Regions from separate parts of the Homo sapiens genome. Here region 1 is linked to region 2. Evidence: read pairs that join two places in POLR2A ChIA-PET (ENCODE). Cell type or tissue: HCT116. All regions are shown on one strand. Region 1 overlaps CPE (carboxypeptidase E). Region 2 overlaps KLHL2 (kelch like family member 2).

What was found. Peaks named below come from ENCODE experiments on the same cell type or tissue, not always from the same donor. Only the 100,000 strongest peaks of a DNase experiment are listed, where the experiment ranks them.
Region 1: POLR2A ChIA-PET joins it to region 2 with 6 read pairs; 2 of 35 experiments call an interaction of 5 or more read pairs at or near these places.

The regions. Positions count from the first base shown.
Region 1 is chr4:165,408,218-165,413,217 of GRCh38, reverse strand. All of the region lies in intron 1 of CPE (carboxypeptidase E), which reads right to left. Among named protein-coding and RNA genes, the nearest start is that of MIR578, 24 kb to the right of the region's middle. In HCT116, no CTCF peak of the experiment used is centred here; no DNase peak of the experiment used is centred here.
Region 2 is chr4:165,218,456-165,223,455 of GRCh38, reverse strand. KLHL2 (kelch like family member 2) reads right to left here. Exons shown (of 15, transcript NM_007246.4): 2 at 3,397-3,522. Among named protein-coding and RNA genes, the nearest start is that of KLHL2, 13 kb to the right of the region's middle. In HCT116, no CTCF peak of the experiment used is centred here; no DNase peak of the experiment used is centred here; H3K27ac peaks cover 1,877 bases.

The DNA of each region.
Region 1 (5,000 bases), 190 kb before region 2:
GAGATGAAAAGAAGGGACAAGAATAGCCACTTAAGAAGGGTAGAGTAAGAGGGAAGAGGGGAAGAAAAGAATGTTGAGGCCAGGGAACTGGCATATACAACATGTGAGAGACAAGAAAGAGCAAGTTTTGTTAAAATGAGAAAAGCCCTGTAGAGCTAGGGCTCAGAGAGTGCAAGTGTGACACTGCAGAGGTGTGCAGGGACCCAGCCAGAAGAATCTCAAGCGCATGCGAAGAAGTCTGGGTTTGATTCTAGGTGTAACAGTGAGCACCTGCAGGGAATTAAGCAGAGGAACGTTACAGATTTTGGATTCGAGAAAATCACTGGTTATAACGGTGCAAAAAGAAATGGAATACATGGCTGCTTAGAGGCTGGGAAGCCAATGACTGAAGCATTGAAGAGGTGAAGATGATGACTCTAGAACTTCTTCCCAGCATACAGATGTAAATAGATCACTGTTTACTTTTTAAACATGTTCATATTTTTTAAATGTGAAGAAACATACCTTTCTCACCTCCCTCAGAGGGTTGTTTTTAGGATAAAGTGCACAGTGGCAATGCTGCCTGCCTGAGACAGGACTGAGTGGTGCCAAGAGCACAGGATCTGGAATTGGAGTCTGGATTTCAAACCTTACTCCCCAGTTCCTGACTATGAAAACTCTGAGCAAGTAACACAACTCCTCTGTGCCTCAGTTTCCTAATCTGTAAAATCGAGATAATAATAGTAACTGATTCATAGGCTTTATTGAGAGGACTTAATAAAATAATCCCTGTTTTCTTTATTGTCTTATTTCCAGCAACTAGAATTTTTCCTGGTATGTAGTACTTGCTTACTAATGTTAGTATTTATTTGAAAATTATAAAGGATTACGTAATTGTAAGGTGTCAGCATAACTTAAAAAAGATATTTAATGTCTACAATTTTCCCACCACCAAAAAAATCATATTTTTAAAAATCCACAATCTCTCAAGAACATATCTGTTCTTATAAACATAAAGGTAAGTTTGCAACTTTCTCTTTTGTTTCTTCCTCAACTTTTCCATGATGTGCTTTACCCTTTCAAACAAAATCTCTTCTGTTTAACACAGTTGTAAACCCCAACTTTCAGGCTGGCTGGGGCCCAAATGCCTTCTAAAAATCACTGAATCCTGCTCTGCCTGTAGACAGAGGCTGTTCCAGTGTACAAGTTGTTGACACATTTGAAAGACCAAAATAGTTACCAATGATTAGAAAAATTATGGTTCTTTCGTGGAAGGAAAGCACTGTCATTTTAAAGAGATGGTTTCCTCCTCCTGGAGGAACGTAGAGACTCTCTGGCCCCCACTACCCTTCTTCCCATTCCTTCCAGTAAAAGATTTTCGCCTCCATCACCAGCCACAGGTATAGTGCTTCAATGGGTAGAACCAGAATCCACTAAACTACTTACCACACACAGTAACAAGAGCACACTTTTCACTTTGAATTTTTATAATTTTTTATTGCATTAATCACTTGATCAGATAAACCAGATCTGTTTGCCATGTGCCCTACATTCCACAGGTATTGAGGTCTCCATGAGAAAACCCCCTCAAGCGCATCACAAGGTTTCCATGTGAGCTATGACAAATTAGAAATCAACAGGCCATACTCAAAAAGGAGGCAAAGCTGGTTTCCATCTTTATTCAATGGAGAGTGAAAAGGAGAAGAAGCATTCATTGATAAAGGCTATTCCTGGCCAATTATTTAGCAACTGGTATGACACTGATTTACCAACTGTGTAGAATGTCAAGGGTACCTACCAGGTGGTAACTGTGAGCTCTGTGGAATGACATAAACTAAATAAAACAAGGGATCAGGGAAGGAGGAAGGGCAAAAAGTAGGAGGAAGAAAGAAAGGAAGAGGGATGGAGGGAAGAAGGATTGAAAAAGAAAAAGTTGTATAGTTTAGTTTGACCAAAAGTCAATTTTTAAATAAACAAGTACTAATAGCACCTCTCTTAGGCGACTAAAAAACCTCCCTTTCCAACAATGTCTTTTTGTTTTAATTAATAATTTCTTTCCACGGAGGAGAAAAAAAGGAAAAAATATTTCATCTGGAGAGGAGAAAGAGGCCAACTCTCAGAAACAATGAGATTTTTATCTTAAGTCATACTATGCTCAAGATCCTCTAGGTAATTTTGAAATAATCACTTCCCTATTTCCTTTAGCATTGGAAAGACTATGTAAATGTCCTCCATTCAGCATGCTCTCTGGTCTTCGATTTATCTACTAATATAGTCATGAAATTACCTTTGACGTCCCCTGAAACCCAGCTTTCTGCTAGACTGTGATCCTTTATCCTCAGATCCTGAAACATCCATAGAAAGGGAACCCCAAAGTGCAAGTGCACACACACAAACACACACACACACACACACAGTCTTTCTGCCTTCCTAAATCTAAAAGGTATAGTAACACCATAAATTAAAAGAAAATAAAATTAATTTTCAGCAAAATTTTCTCATTCTCTAATATCAGGTTTCAGTTAGATATTAATATTTAAAATATCTTCTAATACATTATTCTACCTTCCATTTGAGGAAAGGAACAAATGTAAACACAGATATGGTCCCCTCCCCTTTGTAACCTTTCTTTTCTTTCCATTTTTTAATAGCTGCAAACTTACAGGACTTCTGCCTCTTAAATCAAGTATTACTAAATTTCTACTTCAGCACCTTCTGGGATGACAAGATTCCAAATATGTAATAAAAATAAATTGCCATTAATAGCTAGGTCTTTGGCAGAGTTACTGGCCTGTTTTGTTTACTTACCCAGTGCCGGTGTGATGTTCTACTTTGGGCACAGCTGTGAACAAGACTATTAATAATCAGGCTGCATCAAAAAGGAGTCAGTTCATAGTTCTGTAATTCAACGATTTTTTTACTCTTTTATAAATTGAAGTTGTTCACATAGTTCAAGATTGACCTGTTAAAATCTCTGATTTTTTTTTTTTTTTTTTTACAGAGTATCCCTCTGTCAGGTTACAGGGCAGTGGCCTAATCTTGGCTCACTGCAAACTCTGCCTCCCAGGTTCAATCGATTCTCCTGCCTCAGCCTCCCAAGTAGCTGGGACTACAGGCGCCCACCACCACACCCAGCTAATTTTTGTATTTTTAGTAAAGAAAGGGGTTTCACCATGTTGGCCAGGCTGGTCTCGAACTCCTGACCTCAGGTGATCCACCCACCTCGGCCTCCCAAAGTGCTGGGATTACAGGCATGAGCCACTGCACCTGGCCTCTGTTTTTTTTGTTTGTTTGTCTGTGTTTTTTGTGTTTTTGAAAAAAACCTGTGTGGTTTATGAATAAAACTACCTTAGAAAGAGGACAACTGGCACACAATCCTGAGAGCCTGTAAACCCCATTAACCTAGGCCTGCAAGGAAATTTTACCAAATTCAACAATATGAAGGGTCCTCCTGAATGATCACAAAGTAAGTATAAATATAGTACAAAATAATCTAATAAAGACTGGCTCATCCTAGTTTGTTCCAGGATAAGATCACCACAGTATTTCACAGTTTCTTAGGAAAGCATTGATATACTGCTATTATTGATATTTTCTTTATCAAGATTTCATTTGTACACTGAAAGATTCAGAGTCAAAAAAAAAGTCATCAAATTAAATCCATTATTTATTTTAGTCTCTCACACAAGTGGCATCGATTCACTGAACCTGACTGTGGGATATAAGCATGAGTGGAGAATGGGTGCAGCGGCTCAGCCTATAATCCCAGCACTTCGGGAGTCTGAGGCGGGCGGATCACTTGAGGCCAGGAGTTCGAGACCAGCTAGGCCAACATGGCGAAACCCTGTCTCTACTAAAAATACAAAGATTAGCCAGGCATGGTAGCACACACCTGTAATCCTAGCTATTGGGGAGGCTGAGACACAAGAATCACTTGAACCCTGGAGGCAGAGGTTGCAGTGAGCCGAGATCACACCATTGCACTCCAGCCTGGGCAACACAGGGAGACTGCGTGGGTGAAAAATTTTAACCAGCCTCACTCCCATCACTTTCCCGTATTCAGTGTCATAATCTGACACTTAAGTGCTCTCTCTGCATTTCCCACGTCAACCATTCCGGAACCACCACCCACTCCGCCATATACTTGCTTATGTGCTCAAGAGCTTAGCTGCTCTAAGCATACTTGTGGCCAAATAAATGTAAGAAGAGACAGTTGCTGTCTGATTTCACCAGGTGGAGGTAAATGCTTGAGATTATCCATAAACCAATCCATTCCATAATGTGTCCTGCAGAAACTTTTTTCAATATTCTAATCAGAATTACTGTTTTCTTCCTCCATGCACACTTAGCCCTTTGTCACTACTATTGTCTTTATATTATTCTCTCTGTGTCTCCCTCCACCCCAACTGAAGGCTCTTCGAGCATCAGGATACACAGGGGAACCATCGCAGTGCATTACAATGGCTCTCAAAGTGTGGCCTCTGAACCAGTGGCATCAGAATCCCTGGGAACTTGACAGAAAAGCAAAATTTCAGGCCCTACCTCAGACCTACTGAATCAAACTCTGGGGGTGGGACCCCAGCAACCAGTGTTTTAACAAGCCCTCCAGGTGATTCTGACGCAGGCTCAAAATTGAGAACCACTGGTATATTGGAATAAGTATGGGTTTTGGAAGCAGATAATCTAAGGCTTTTAAATTCCTACGGTGCCCTTTATTAGCCAATGATATTAATCAAGTTGTTTGCTATCTTTGAGTTGCCTCTACTCACTTATGAAATTCATGACTTGTGAAAATATGCTGAGGGATGGAATTTTTTTTAATAACAGTCTTTTCAATAAGTTGTGCTGGGACAATGGGATATCCATCTGCAAAAGAAGGAAAGTGGACCCTCTACTTATCCGATAAAAAAGTTAACTCAAAATGGATCAAGATTTAAATGCGAGAGTTAAAGCTATAACACTCTTAGAAGAAAACGTAGGTGTAAATCTTTGTGACCTTAGATTACGCAATGGTTTTTTAG
Region 2 (5,000 bases):
TCCATCCCCTCAGTGAATCCTGCTGCACTCCCATCAAGGCCCAACTGAAGCCCACCTCTGTGGGCTGTGTGAATTTTCCCCATGAGAATTCTTTTGGGCACCCACGATTTGCACACTTTTTCACTGCCTCATCCTCCTCTCTGTATGTGTCCAGCAGCTCTCTAGACACTCAGAGGGCATGGCCTAAGTCTGATACTGTTTTTGGATCCCACACAGCCTTTCAGGCATATTAGCTGATTAGGTGCTCACCAATACTTGTTGAATACATTGTTTACATATGACTGCAGGGTTTTTAAACCAAATAATTTCAAGATATTCAAGCTCTTACCAGGCTGGGATATAAAGCTAGGTCTCTGGGCCTCCTGTCTAAAAACAATTAGTTTAAGAAAACAATAAAATGTCATGTACTTTTTCTATCAAACAATTTTAATTCTGTAACTTAAACCTTACAGAACTCCTGTCTTCCTACCCCCATTCCCACAACCACACCTTACATCAGCCATAATTGAAAGTGACTTTTATTCCTAAAATTTTGCTTCCATTAGCCAAAGGTTCACATTAACATTGTTCGGAGTACAGCTGTTGCTCTACCACTTTGAGGTTAGAGCCCAAGGGCAGAGTGGTGAGAACAAGGAAGTTTTCCCTTCCCAGAAGTCAGGAAACCACTCTCAGCTACCCTTTCTGGGCAAGAGGAAGTTGACGCAAGGACAGGAAATAATTAATGATTTTCAGCTGTATAAGGAATAGGCCTCTTTAGAGATTTTTTTTTAAAGAATTACTCAAAATGGCTATAAGATTTAAGAGTGGAAGGGAATGACATTTTTAAAAAGGTCTGATGAACTCCAACGACAGTCCATTTTTAAAAATACTGTTGTTGTTGGCACTTTCATTAAAACAATCCGGGTTATAGACCTGGCAGCCAACACTCTGGCTATTCAAAGGTCATTCTTTGTTCTGAAAATCAGCATCGACTACCAGCCCAGTGACATACCAGACCCAGCTGCTGAAAGGGTGCCACACAAAGAACAAGAAGGTACTATCTCACAGTTATAGAGTTCACATCCAAAAAGGGGCAAACAGATGAATGAAGACTGGAGCTTATAAATAATCCTAGGGCCAGGCAAGGACACCACAGGGCTTGCAGGTAAGCAGGAAAAACATCTCTAGGCTGAGAATGTCAGAGCAGCACTGAACCTTAGACACCATCCTGTCCATTCCTCTCATTTTAGTCAGGCTCAAACAAGTAAAATAATTGGCTCGAGACCAGAGTCTGTCCCAAAACTCAGGTCATTCACCCCAAGGGAAGGAGCACTTGGTGTTACCTTCCCTGCAGTTTAGTGAGTCATGCCCAGGTCAACAGAGACCCACTCACATTAACACCAGCAGAAAGCCAAGGCTACCCGTGCCCCACCCATAGGAGTGGGGAAAAAGAACATTTGAATAGTCCTATTAAAAGTCAGTCTTTTTAGACTTCTCAAAGAGAAAAAAGAGCCATTAAAGATCCCAGTCTTAAAACAACCAGACTATTTTTCTTACTTTTCTTGCAGTTCCACTTAGTAACCAATGCATTTTACATTCTAATAACTACTGTCAAAACAGGATTAAAATCCTGAAACAGCACCCTCAGACTTGCTGGATTATCCCAGTTATATATTCTCCCAAAGAATAAGTGAAAACCCACATTCTGAAAATGTTGTCAAAGCGGTACTAGAAAGCAAATTAAATGATCCAATATTCAGTTTAACTTTCTCTTATCTCTCTCCAATCCATTCTCCACCCAGCAGCCAGTGTGTTCAAAATATAAATCTGATCAGGTCACATTCCCGCTTAACACTCTCCACTGGCTTTCTCTCAAGGCAACTCTTGATTAAGACCAAAATTTCAGGACCTCAGTCCAATGGCCCCTCCTACCTACTCAGCTGCCTCTCCTGTGTGATTCCACCGCCACGTGCACTGCAGCAACACTGTCAGTTCCTCCGATGAGGCCAGCTCCTTCCTACCCTAAGATGTGGCACAGCATTCCCAATGCCTGGAACACTGTTCTCCCTCTCCTCACTCCCATCCTGACTTTATCCCCTTATCTTCTTTTCCTTCTAGATATCAGCATAATTATTCCTGTCTTCTCAAGAAAGCCTTTCCTGACCACTGTTATCCACCTTTCTAGCACCAGCAGCCCTCCTCTGCAACACTTACTATCATTACAGTAAATTATTTTTGTGATTCTTTGATGAATGCCTGCTTCCTGCAGTCAGCTATGGGCCCACAAGGGTGGCAACCATATTTGTTCTTGCTCACCATTGTACCTACAGTACCTAGCAGATAAATATTTATTGAATCCCTAATTTAATTAAAGAAGAAACAAACAAATGATGGGCCTAAAAGGGAGAGCTTTTAGGCAGCACAGAAAGATTAAGGGAAGGTTTAATCCCTTCTTAGCCAGGCTTTCAGCATTTCAGATAGATATACGTAGAGTACTTTCACAAACGGAATGCTGGGAAAAAGCAGATCTTTCATAAAGTGCTAAGAAAATAAAACCAAGACTCTTAATACATATATTACCCTTTTAATTAAAAAAAAAGCTACTCATTTTTCAATCAACTTTTAATACTACTTAAAAGTTGCAGTGATCCTTAGTACACTTGAGAATTACCTCAGCAACAGGCAGGTCACTGCCCCCCAAAACTACCACCACTCCCACAAAACAATGGTTACATTTTTCTCTAAAAGTTTCTTTCCATACTCTTTGCCACAGTAAGTTAGAAGCCCTAGACCAGCACTGTCCAATATAAACATAATGCAAGTCACAATTTTATAGTAATCACATTAAAAAGGTAAAAAGAAACAAGAGAAATTAATTTCAATAATATATTCTCTTATTTTTAACTTTAACAGAAAGAAAATAGGGACAGAGTCTCACTGTGTTGACCAGGCTGGTCTCAAACTCCTGGCTTCAAGTGATCCTCCTGCCCTGGCCTCTCAAAGTGCTGGGATTATAGGCATGAGTCACCGCACCTGGCCTACTGTATTCTTTTTAACTCAAAATATCTAGTATATTATCATTTCTACATGGAATCAATATATTTAAAAGTATTAATAAAATATTTACATTTCTTTTTTTTGCATTTAGAAATCCCCTGTGTATTTTTCACCTCCAAACTATCTCATCAGACTAGCTGTATGTGGCTAAGCGGCTACCACACTAATAGAGGAGCCCCACACCATCCACACTTCTGATAAATTATTTGCTCTTTTCCTTTAAAAAACTTGCAGAAAAAGCTTTTAATGTTCTGTGTACCAGACAAAGCAACAATGGAAGGTTGATTATATATTCACTACAAACAACTGAAAAATAAAGGGACGAAACCAATGGTTGCATGTACATTAGTATAATGATACCTTCTTAATTCGTTCATGACTTTGAAAGCTTTCTTCATATGCCAAGGATTCACTGTCACTGGGCAGTGTTTTTCGGTATTATCATCTTTTGAATCGAGAGGCTTCTGATGACCCTGCTTTGTGCATCTGTACATAAAAGAAAAGAACAAAAACAGAAAAAGATCTTATTAAAGATCATTTAGTTCAGCTTATCAAGCTACAAGAGAGACAATGAATGTCTCCTTCCCCTACTTATTTAGAGGAAGTCTCATGGACAGAATATCCCAATGTAAGGTTAAGACAATTAAGAACAGTTTCTGATGGACACTATGGTTTCAATTAAAAAGTGGGTAATTACCTCCCTGGTGTCCAAGTTCCGTCAAAGATCAACACAGAATATTCAGCAGAAGTGGCTTAGCAGATATCTCCAAATAAAACTGTTGAGAAATGATCTTCTCCATTGGAAATTAACTTGCTTTTACAAACTTCTATAGTCATACGTTATTAACAAACCAAGACAGAGCAGGATCATATTTTACACAAACTTCAGAAACTTAGAATCTGATTTAAATTTTGCTCTCTACCTGCCAGGATATATTAACCCCATATATTTTGACCTATACTAACAAGAGATTAATCGAGATTAATCATGTTAGTTAATAGTTATTGAGTATTTACCATATGGCAGCCCTGTGCTGAGTAGTTTACTTTCATTATTTGGTTAATCCTCACAACAACTCTCTGAGCAAATTACTATTATTATCCCCATTTAACAGATGAAGAGAATAGTTTGAGTAACGGGGTAAATGGTAGGGCTGGGTAAGAGTATGGCCAGTCTGATTCTCCATCTTGTTCTTTTCACTAATATTTCAATACCATTTCCTACACTGAACAGTGAATATTTAAATTTACATTTTTTAAGCACACAAGGCTATACTAGCATTGCTACATGAATTATTCTTTCAAGACTTAGGACATAAAATTAACCAAAAAAATCAGGGTCCCATGAGGAGGGGGGCAAGAATTAACTGCAAATTAATGAACACAAGACAACTTTTTGAAGCAATGGTTATAAAACTTTATAAATTTAATAAAAATCATTAGATTGCACAATTATAATGGGTGGATTTATGGTATGTAAATTATACCTCAATAAAGCTATTACATAAAAAATCAGGGCACCAATTTTTTAACTAGGCTTAAAAAATGAAGTCTAAAAATATCATACTTGTATATATATCAAAGAACAAGCAAACATCATTATTAATTGCTGCACTTCTCTTCCTTTCCTGACCCATTTCTAAAAGGATGATTCATTTTTAAACATTATCGTTCATTAATTCATTCAGCAATTGTTTTTAGTACCAACCATGTACCAATCACTACTCTTAAGGCACTTGGAATATATCAGTGAATAAAACAAAGATCCCTGTCCTCATAGAGCTTGGAGTCTGGTGGGGGGAAAGGGAAAGACAGCACAAGTCAGGGAAGCAACTGGCATGTTGGGAAATGGTGTTATGGAAGTAGAAAAAGCAGGGCAGCGTGAAGAGAGAGAGAAATGTGGGGACGGTGGAGGGGTGTAATCTGCAGTAAATAGGGTGCTCAGGGAAGGCCTAGTTGAGAAC